Regions from separate parts of the Homo sapiens genome. Here region 1 is linked to region 2. Evidence: read pairs that join two places in POLR2A ChIA-PET (ENCODE). Cell type or tissue: MCF 10A. All regions are shown on one strand. Links, peaks and the distances in the headings refer to the core of each region. The heading gives the core; the rest is flanking DNA.

Region 1 (5,389 bases), core at 214-5,213, 110 kb before region 2:
GCTCAGTGCTTTCTCCACTATATCATAATTGGGAGTTCCATCATTTATAATGTACATTTACTTCCTATAGGATGTAACCAGAAAAATGGACACACAGAGTTGATCCATTTCTGTCACTAGAGCTCCAAAATTTGTATATATTTTTCTAAAAGGAAAGAAAAAAAGGACAGTTAGTGTTGAGCAGGTGTTTTATCATCAGCCTAAAAGGTTTGGCCATTATACCCTCCTTAACAGGAATCAGAAAAAAAAAAAAGAAAAAAAAAAAGGCGGTTCAATTTATTTCTTGAGGGTTGTGTTTTTGTAAATTAGCTAGTTGGTTTTTACGGGGACTCCCTCCAACTTGCCCATTTCAAAGGTCTCCAATCCTGTTAAATAAGAAAACCATCTTGGCTGAATGGTTAGGTCAGACAATGGCTAGACATGAAGCGAGTTGTCTGCAGAAGACATGGGCAGCCCAGTGAACCACAAGGATGGGTACAGGACATTGAGATGGGCAGGATGTCATTGTCAGCTAAGCTCATGTGCAGGTGACTGCCCCTGAACAGAAAAAAAGGTTAAGGGTCAGGAAACATGTGGACCCTGAGGAGGGCAGAGAAAGTACTGAGTCTAAGCCACTTTTCCTGATTTTATTCAAGCCAAGCGGAAGGCAAAGGGTTGCGTCAACTAACTTTCCCTGAACTGGTGCATCAGCAGGATGCTCTGAGCCTCTCCCACTTATCTCCAGATCCCAAACACAGAGTTCATGGTCATCTGGCTGCCTTGCTCAGAGCTCTTCAGGCAAAGGAGAAGAAAGGCCACTTCAACATCTAGCATTCTTCAATCTTGCTTGAGGCTGGCAGCTGTCACAGAATGCCATCAGCAAACAGATCATCTTAGCAATGTCTTTCCCACTTCTTAAACCATCAGCCTCTCACGATTTTTGAGTAGTTCCATGAGCCCTGTTCAGTTTTGAAATTCAAGCTACTGAGGCTTTGAACTACTTATTAGTACCAAAAGCCCAAAATATTTATCATCTATTGCTTGAAGAAAATTTTGTTTTCTGTGAGGCCATGACCAATACCATTAAATTTAAAAAAACCTGTGCCTAGTGGCCATTCCTCTGCTTAATGGTTGACTTTTCTGAACCTTTTGTTGAGTCTGCTTCACTTTGAGTCTCCAGGTCATTTGTTGTTTAAACAGAAGATCTGAAAATCAAAAATTTAAATATTACATATATATACATGTATATTAAACTATTTTTAAACATTATAAATGTAGTATACATTTTAAAATCTTGATCAGCAAAGAAGAAATAAAGTAAAAAAATGAAATGCCAAATGCCAGTCCCACAGATATTAGCATTATTAACAATTTCTCATATTGCCTCCCAGAATTGGTTTATGCATGAGGTACATGCACAGGGTACAGGTATTCTTTTTGATTGTTGTTTTAATGAAATGGAATCATACTAGACATTACTGCTTGGCAGCTTGCTTTTTTTCCATGAGCAATATATGCAACTCCTCCCTACTGGTAGGTATTAAGGTTGTTTCCATTTTTTAACATTTTCATCATCTAATTTTGCAATGAATATCCTCATTACAGGCAACTTGTAGACTTGCGCATGTATATATTCAAGTAATTACATTTGGATGCATGTTACTCGACTCTAGTAAAAATTTTGAGAACTTTCATTTGAGAAATGAAACCTGAAGGCAAAAATGGAGGGTAGGGTATATCCCTAGATTTATCCTTGCCAGTCTCTATCCTCAACTGCGGATAAATTGAATGTTGACTATAGGAAAATAAGAGAAGCAGAAAATAAACACATTTAGGAAACACGGGCACAGATTTTCTTGGGTGTCATGGGATTCGGGTCTTAGGAGAGTTATGACTTGGTCATTTTCATCCTGGTAATCTTTTAAAATAAAATGATTTCATTTGTCATGACAATGAAATCAGTTACTTTTTTCAAGTTTCATCACCACTGAGGTTCTCCTATCACCCCAGTTCTTGGTTATCACTCCTTCCAAGGAATGCCTATGATACTTAATTGCTTGCCCTGTAAATTGGATACACTATCTAGCTTTACATACTTATTTTCTAATGTACCAATTCTGAGTTCCTAATCTTATAAACCTCTTCAGGGTAAGTTTTATGCCTTTCTATATTCTTTGTACCATCTGTGCAGCAATATGCAATGCCTTAGAAGTGATAGCGAATGATTAATCTCTCTATGAATTGGTTTCCCTAGACTCCAAGGTCTAGAGCCCTACCTTATTTCCTAATGAACACGAACAGTTGAATAAGGAAAATATTTTTTTCCCATAGCCCCTTCTTACAGTAGACCAGTGCTTGGCATTCCAACCGAGTTTCCCAATCTGGGTGGACCAAAACATGACATTTTGATAGACAATAGCCATGAACCTTTGTTTTGTTTCCCTTCACAGCTCAGGTGGCCCTATCTGGCACATAAGTAGAAACAGATGTTGAGAAGAGCAAGGAGGTATGTGGTGCCGATGTCTCAGTTCTGGGAAAAGGAAACACTTCACAGAAAATAGGTGCCACCTGTAGGGGGTTGCAGTCTGCCAAGTGAAACCAGTTTGGCTAAAGATAGCTAAAAATATTCCCCTAGGGTATAAGGTAATGTTTGTTTATGTATGAGACTGAATGAGGGTGTGTGTGTGTCTACGTGTGTGTGAATGCATGTGTACCTTCTGCATCATCCACTCCAATGAAGCCTTTTGACCTGTTCATGAATCCAATTGCTGAAAGAACAATTTTTATTTAATATTTGACCTGTTAAGAAAAATAGAACTGTTAAATAAATTTTTAACGGGTGCAGAAGAAAGAATTTTAAATTTCCTTATGTTTCAACTACCTCAATAAGATTTGCTAAGCTATCTAAAAGAGATTTGGTGCTTTGAAGAACTATACAAAACTCTACACAATGATTCAATATTACTTACACCTCCCTCCTAGCAGAATTTGGTTACATTTGGGGGATTAAGTGTACCTAAGACTACTAAATGAAATTGAATTGAAAAGCCATGTCTCTTTGGGCAAATTACTAAACTTCTTGTGCTTCAGTTTCCTCATCTGTAAAATGGATATAATAATTGTACATACTTCAAAGAGTTATTGAGAAGAGTGGATATTCTAAGAAAGTCACACTATGTAACACATGGAAAGTTATGACTACTATACTACTACTATTATGACTTCTACCACCACCACCCAATCCCTTCATCTTTTCCCCCACCTTTTCTTCTTTAATTCACAAAGATCTTCAATAATTTAATTTAAATGTGAAATTCTACGGAAATTTGTAATATTTTCTAGATGTGGGGATCCATAATTTTCTTTGATGTTGGAATTTAAGTCATGAGGCCTGATGTCACAGAAAGAGCACAGCATTAGTGGTCCTACAACTTGAATTTAGTTCCAGCCCTCTTACTTAGTAGCTCAGTGACCTGGAAAAGTTGCCTTTTCTGAGCCTCTCTTTCCTTAACTGTAAAATGGGAATAAGTGAATGAATGGGATGATTTCTCAGGTCCCTTCTGGGGGACACTTGGGAAGACCTGAATTATATTATGGAGCAAGATGTAGAAAAAAATCATAATGCTTTATACTATAAGCTGAACTCAATGGTTAATTTGTTTTAAAGAAGCAAAGTTAAAAATAATCCATTAGAAGTGAAAGAGATTAGAACTGAACATAAATATTTTCTAAAATTACTAAACAAGACTGAAGATTAGAACATCAGACTATAAAATCTTTAATGGCAGGGACAGTACATTAATATGTGTCCTTGTATCTATAGAGGTTAACAAGAGCCTTGGTACATAGTCGATGCCCAAGCAAAGTTTGCTAAAATGAATCTAACAGAATTCAGAGTCAATGTAGCTTGTGAATGAAATACTATTCTATTTGGATTGAACCCCGAGTTTAAATTGTGAGAAGGCTTAAATTTCTGAGATCAAAAGCATTATACTAGAATAGAAGTTCTTGGTGGCTGATGGACCAACATCATAACTATTACCTGGAAACTCATTAGAAAGGCAGAATTGTAGGCTCCACCTCAAGCCTACTGAATCAGAAACTCTAAAGATGGAGTCCAACAATGTGTTTTTTGTTTTTGTTCTGCTCTTTTAAATAGACTTTATATTTTAGAGCTGTTTTAGGTTCACAGCAAAATTGAGTGAAAAGTACAGAGTTGGCATACACTCCTTGTTCCACACATGCATGGCTTCCCCACCGTCAATATCCTGCACCAAAATGGTACATTTGTTACAGTTGATAAACCTACACTGACACATCATTATTATCCAAATTCCAAAATTTACATGAGGGTTCACTCTTGGTGTTGTATATGCTATAGGTTTTGATAAGTGTATAACATGAATCCATTATTGTAATATCATACAAAAGAGTTTTACTGTCCTAAGCAATGTGTGTTTTATTTTATTTTATTTTATTTTATTTTATTTTATTTTATTTTATTTTATGAGAAAGAGTCTTGCTCTGTCGCCCAGGCTGCAGTGCAGTGGCGCTATCTCAGCTCACTGCAACCTCTGTCTCCTGGATTCAAGCGATTCTTCTGCCTCAGCCTCCTAAGTAGCTGGGATTGCAGGTGCCCACCATCATGCCCAGGTAATTGTTGTATTTTTAATAGAGACAGGGTTTCACCATGTTGACCAGGCTGGTCTTGAACTTCTGACCTCAGGTGATCTGCCCGCCTCGGCCTCCCAATGTGCTGAGATTACAGATGTGAGCTACCGCACCCAGCCAGCAAACTGTGTTTTAAAAAGCTCTCTCATGCACATTAAAGTTTGACAACCATTGCATTACAGGATAGTTTTTCAAAGCTAAGTTGAAGAACTAGCCAAGAAATTAAGATGGTCTTAAATCCTACCTTTGAATTGAAGCTGTACTCAGTGTATCCTACCCTCCTCTTAATACACATTTGGACGCTAATGACCAGTACAGTCATTAAAAGAATTATGAACTCTGTCTAAATCTCTACTTCTCCCTTTGCTGAACTTTTGAGATGCTCTCCTCTACTCACATACTAATTGGAAACTAGGATAGAGCTGTGGAAAAGACACTGGTTTATTTTTAAAGAAAATATTTGGTCAGCCACGGTGGCTCACGCCTGTACTCCAAATACTTTGGGAGGCTGAGGAGGGTGAATCACTTGAGGTCAGGAGTTTGAGATGAGCCTGGACAACATGGTGAAACCCATCTTTACTAAAACATAAAAATTAGCTGAGATCATGCCCACTGCACTTCAGCCTGAGCGACCGGGCAATATTCTGTTTCAAAAAAAGAAAAAAAAGAAAGAAAACATTTTATTATCAAAAATGTCATGCATATACAGAGGCACAGAGAAAAGTGTCGTACATCCTTA
Region 2 (5,389 bases), core at 218-5,217:
CTTAACATTTGTTGCAGTGTAGGTCTGTTGGTGGTAAATTCTCTCAGCCTTTCATTTGAAAATGTTTTTATTTTACCTCAATTTTTGAAGAATTTTTCTTAGGTGGATATAGAATTTTATGGCAACAGTTTTATTTCCTTTAAATACTATTCCATTGTCTTCTGATATGTTTTCTGTCTTGCATAGATTCTAATAAGAAATTAGCCATCATTCGGCCGGGCATGGTGGCTCACGCCTATAATCTCAGCACTTTGGGAAGCCGAGGCGGGTCAGTCATTTGAAGTCAGCAGCTCCAGACAGCCTGACCAACATGGTGAAACCCCATCTCTACTAAAAATACAAAAAATTAACGGTGTGTGGTGGTGCAGGACTGTAATCTCAGCTACTCAGGAGGCTTAGCAAGAGAATCGCTTGAACCAGCGATTGCGCCATTGCACTCCAGCCTGGGTGACAGAGTGGGACTCCATCTCAAAAAAAAAAAAAAAAAAAAAAAGAGGCCGGGCCGGGCACAGTGGCTCACGCCAGTAATCCCAGCACTTTGGGAGGCTGAGGCAGGCGGATCACGAGGTCAGGAGATTGAGACCATCCTGGCTAACATGGTGAAATCCCGTCTCTACTAAAAATACAAAAAATTAGCTGGGCGTGGTGGCGGGCGCCTGTAGTCCCAGCTACTCCAGAGGCTGAGGCAGGAGAATGGCGTGAACCCGGGAGGTGGAGCTTGCAGTGAGCAGAGATCGCGCCACTGCACTCCAGCCTGGGCGAAAGAGCGAGATTCCGTCTCAAAAAAAAAAAAAAAAAAGAAAAGAAAAAAGAAAAAGAAAAAGAAAAAGAAAAAGAAATTAGCCATCATTCATATCATTGTTCCTGGTATATATGTTTTTATTTTTTTGGCTGCTTTTAAGATGTTCTCTTTCTGTTTATGTTTAATCAATTTGACTGTCATTTGTCTAGGAGTGGCTTTCTCTGTATTTATCTTACATGAGACTTGTTGAACTTCTTAGATCCATGTGTTCATGTTTCCATCCAATTTGTAAAGTTCCAGTCATTATTTCTTCAAGCATTTTTTTTTTTTTGCCTGATTCTCTCTCTCTCTTTCCCCTCTAGGACTGTAATTACATGTATGTTACAAATTCGGTATTAAAAGAAAGAAGAAAACTATATTGTAGTAAGGTTGGTTTCTTTCAGCTGGATCCAATCTGCTTTGCAAAATTCTTCCAAGCAAGAACAACATCTTGCTCACACTTACCTATAGGACACCTCAAGGTATACTCCTTGTGAAAGAAAATTGCTTTCTGGAGGTGTCCTCTATGCTGATGGAGGGTACAGCCTGGGAAACATGGAAAAAGCAAAGAAGTTGACAATGTCAAGGACATAACAATGCCTCAGACGTTTTCTCAGGTCAGTAGCAGCCACTTTCCACATTCAGCCTAAAAGAGAGGCTATATGAGGAAGGTGAATTTGAAATATAAAAGCAAAGAAGTTATATATATACATAAGACATTTTTTTTCAGTGGTTCACATGAAAATTCGAGAACAACATTGTTCTTCTGAAAGCGATTTCAGGATTCCATGCATCTTATTGGCATTTGGATACACAGTTAAGCAGTAGTGTGATGGTAAGAGGGTCCTTTAGGGGAAAATTTGTGGCACCTGCTGACTTTCATGATGCAAATAGTGCCACCATGGCCAATTACAAGCTCCACCATGACATTGCTGAGCATGGCTGGAAAGAGCCATGAAGAATCAGCTCTCTTGAGCCAGTGCAAGCTGGCTCCAGCACACACTGAGCTGCAGGATTGTGTTTAGGGCTAATAGCTATTGGCAAATTCAACACTTGTTGAAAATAGACATCATTGAGTTCTAGAATCAAATGCCTGTTGCTCTATTGCCTGCCTTTTGGTCATTGTTTCTCTAGCTTTTTGAAGGGGCTCAGTAAATCTCACGACTGTGGACCCCAGACCCTTTGACTTAATGAAGGTTGATGTCTTCATTAGATTTTGAAAAGGAATGCTTGAACATTTTATTACCTGGTTGCTGGTGCCTAGTACTCTCTGTTCCATTGCCCATCTCCCCCACCTCCTGTGACACATTCCTGAAAGTGCTCCAGGAAAAAAATGTTACAGACTTGGCAGATCAGCGTTTTCTGATTGTGCAATGTCCTTCCTGAGAAACTCCATTCTCCAAAGGCAGTCATTCTGAAACAAGAGCTAGAAATGGGGGTCCAGGCCACCCCCTGGGATGGCAGAATAAGAGGTCAGGTGGTAGTGGACTGGGACATACTGAATCTATAGGAAATGGCATCCATGTGTGTCTCACCAGTTTTATGGATGTAGAAAAACTGTCAAAGAGTTCATTGGAAGGAAGAAAGGGACAAAATACTTCACTTTCATTTAGATTATATTTTGCCCCTTACAAAGTAACTTCATAAACATTGTATCATTTGCTCGTCACAAGAGACTGATGAGACATACTAATATTGTGAATATAATAAATATAATAATGTAACATATGATTATTGTGTATTATATTATATAATTATACAATATATGTAATTATATGTTGATATATAATTATAATAAATATGTAATATATTATATAAAATAATATATTATATATTAGTATGTGATTATATATGTGACCACATGTATGTAAATATATGTAATATATTGTATATATAAGAACACAATAAATGTTAAGAATATAATAAATATGAATATTTATTTTCTGTCTATAGGTGAAGACACTGAGACTCAGGGAAAATAAATGATTTGGTTAGGGTCACACAGATGTTAATGACAGGGGAGGAACTTGAAGTCTGTCTGATTCTAGTCTAAAGCTCTTTCCATATCAGACTGATGCATGTGTGGGTGTATGTGATGATTCAAGACGGTTTCTATCAGCCCTGATTATTTAATCACACTAGGTGGATTACAAACTACCAGAACTTTTAAACAAGGTGGAAATTATGCTACTCTTAAGAAGCTTCAGTGGGATCCTGGGTGTCAGAGGTTCTCAAAGATATAGATCAGTAATGCCTCACTTATCCAGGCTGGCAGAGAAGGAGATATACGGCAACAATAAAATGTCTATGTGATTGTTTGCATACCTAAAACTTCCAAAGTTTTTATTTATTTTTTTTATTTCTTGTGGAGACAGAGTCTCATTAGGTTGTTCAAGCTGGTCTTGAACTCCTGTCCTCAAGCAAACCTCCAGCCTTGGCCTCCCACAGTGCTGAAGTTACAAGCATGAACCACCCAGCCTGGCCAAAGCTTCCGACTTTTAAAGGACATCATTTAAAATTGTGTTGCACATCACCTTGTATTCTTAAGCATAGAATGCCAAATACAGCTTATTTAACATTTTCTTCTTGACTTAGTGCATCATTGTAAATCTCAATTTGTTTTAGTCTTTTCTTTAATTCACAACCCTCTCGGGCTCTACACTACAAGGTTCCAGTCTGCTGTGCTTTTTGGAGTTCCTGTTTCTTATCTGCTTCTATTGGTGCACTTACCTTTAAGGATTTCTGCTCCCTCTTCTACCTTGTTGGTTTGAATCTGTTAAAAAGTGAGGAACCAGCTCAGATAACCCAGTTTGATAGACTTGTTGATCAAGCAGGAGCAGATAGGTTTTAAATAAAGGCTGGATGACCCTTCTGGAGTAAACACTTTCTATCACCTTCCTTAGTTTTAGGGGTTGATAGGGGCTGTTGCAGTGCTGCTCATATCTGTTTACCAGATGAGCTCTCTTGTCACTCAGCTCTGTAGGTGTTGGTGATCAATGGCTTGCAGCTGCACCTTTCACTGAAGCCTTGCCCTTAGCCTACAGGAGCTGATCCGCCCAGAAATACCTGAGAGGTTTTTCCCTAACCTCTGGGTGTGGCTTGCAGCCAACCACTAATACAGGGGTATAAAAGCCCAGCCCCCTTGCTTCAAGTTGGGACAATTCTGTAAGGCCATCCTTGTTCCAGTGCTATCTGTGGGACCGGACAGAGACTGAACTGCAGCTGACCGCATATCCTCACTTTGCTTCTTCCCAGCCCTGTCTTGCTTCCCTCACTGCCTTACAAGGTTTCACTTGCATGTGCTTGCAGAAGACTCCTGACTCTGCCATTGCAACCTCTGATGTTAGGGATCTTAACCTAAGACAGGAGACTTCCTGCCCGGGCCCTATGTTTTATATTTTCACCTATATTCTGGAGAGGTAAGATAACAAAAATTCCCTATACTCCTCCCTCTCCTCCAACTCAGCATTAAGAGAGAAGAGAAGCCTAGTCGTGAAAGAATGTAGAATGAGAAAAAAATCATTTTGCAAAAGATATCTTAAAATTTCATTCATTTGTCAAATTTTGATTTAAAGCCTATTATATGAGTCACTGTACTAGGTTCTGAGGATACAAAAATAACAGACACAATCTCCCCTCCCTTCACCCTTTTGAGAGCCTCACAGTCTGATGAGAAAACCAACAAGAAATAGGACAATTCCCATACCTCTTGATAAATGATATTATTGAAGTTAGAACTTATTCATTTAAGAAGTATCTCTAAGCATCCACTATGTGCTAAACATTTGAGGTATAAACTGCAGAATCCAAAGGCTGGAAAAGATATGAAAACTTTTACTTTGGAAATGATACTGGAGGAGGTTCTAGTAGAGCAGGAGGAGTTTATCAGGTGAAGAATATTAGAGATAGTGTTCAGATTGAAGGACAATGTTTTGAAAAGATACAGTGTTCGGCGGGGGGACTGGAACTGAGGAGGAGTTTATCACTGCAGGAGATGAGGAGAGGAAGGCAGGGATGGATGTGAAAAGCTTTCTCTGCCAGGCTAGAAAATTGGGGTTTTATCCTGTAGGTAACTTGGAGCCAAGATAGCCTTATGAAACTAAAAATGTGGTCAAGACCATTTCAGTAGGATCATGACTGTCATCCATAGGACAAATTGGGAAGGAAGCAGGGTGGATGCCCATAGCCCCATCAGTGCACAGCTTGACAAGCAGATGCCTACATCAGGCCTTTATGTGCAGTGCACCAACTGTGCAACAGTATGTAACAGCCCTAATGACCTGTGATATCATGGCTTACTTATGGCATTTGTGTTTCTTTTATTAGGAAAATGAAGAATTCCTTAAGTTCTCACTTGAAAATTTGATTTGTAAGGGAACTGGAAGTTTTCCTGCTGAGTGCTCCATGTGTAAGAGGTGAGCAGCTACCCATATATGACTTGATAGATCAAGACACAACCAAGGTAATCTCTGCCCCTGACCCCATATGCTATCAACATTGCCTGAGAGGCCACCATGTCAGTCCCATTTCCCCTGACTCACCAGGCTTTCAATCCAGCCTGGGAGATGAGATTTTAAATTTGGGTGGAAGGGTGAGAAGGGAGTGGGG

What was found. Peaks named below come from ENCODE experiments on the same cell type or tissue, not always from the same donor. Only the 100,000 strongest peaks of a DNase experiment are listed, where the experiment ranks them.
Region 1: POLR2A ChIA-PET joins it to region 2 with 5 read pairs; 3 of 35 experiments call an interaction of 5 or more read pairs at or near these places.

The regions. Positions count from the first base shown.
Region 1 is chr4:55,141,248-55,146,636 of GRCh38, reverse strand. No RefSeq gene overlaps it. Among named protein-coding and RNA genes, the nearest start is that of KDR, 18 kb to the right of the region's middle. In MCF 10A, for the core only: no CTCF peak of the experiment used is centred there; a DNase peak (open chromatin) is centred at 2,536.
Region 2 is chr4:55,035,098-55,040,486 of GRCh38, reverse strand. LOC124900703 (a long non-coding RNA gene) reads left to right here and starts at 5,108. Exons shown (of 2, transcript XR_007058121.1): 1 at 5,108-5,196. In MCF 10A, for the core only: no CTCF peak of the experiment used is centred there; DNase peaks (open chromatin) are centred at 2,116 and 3,936.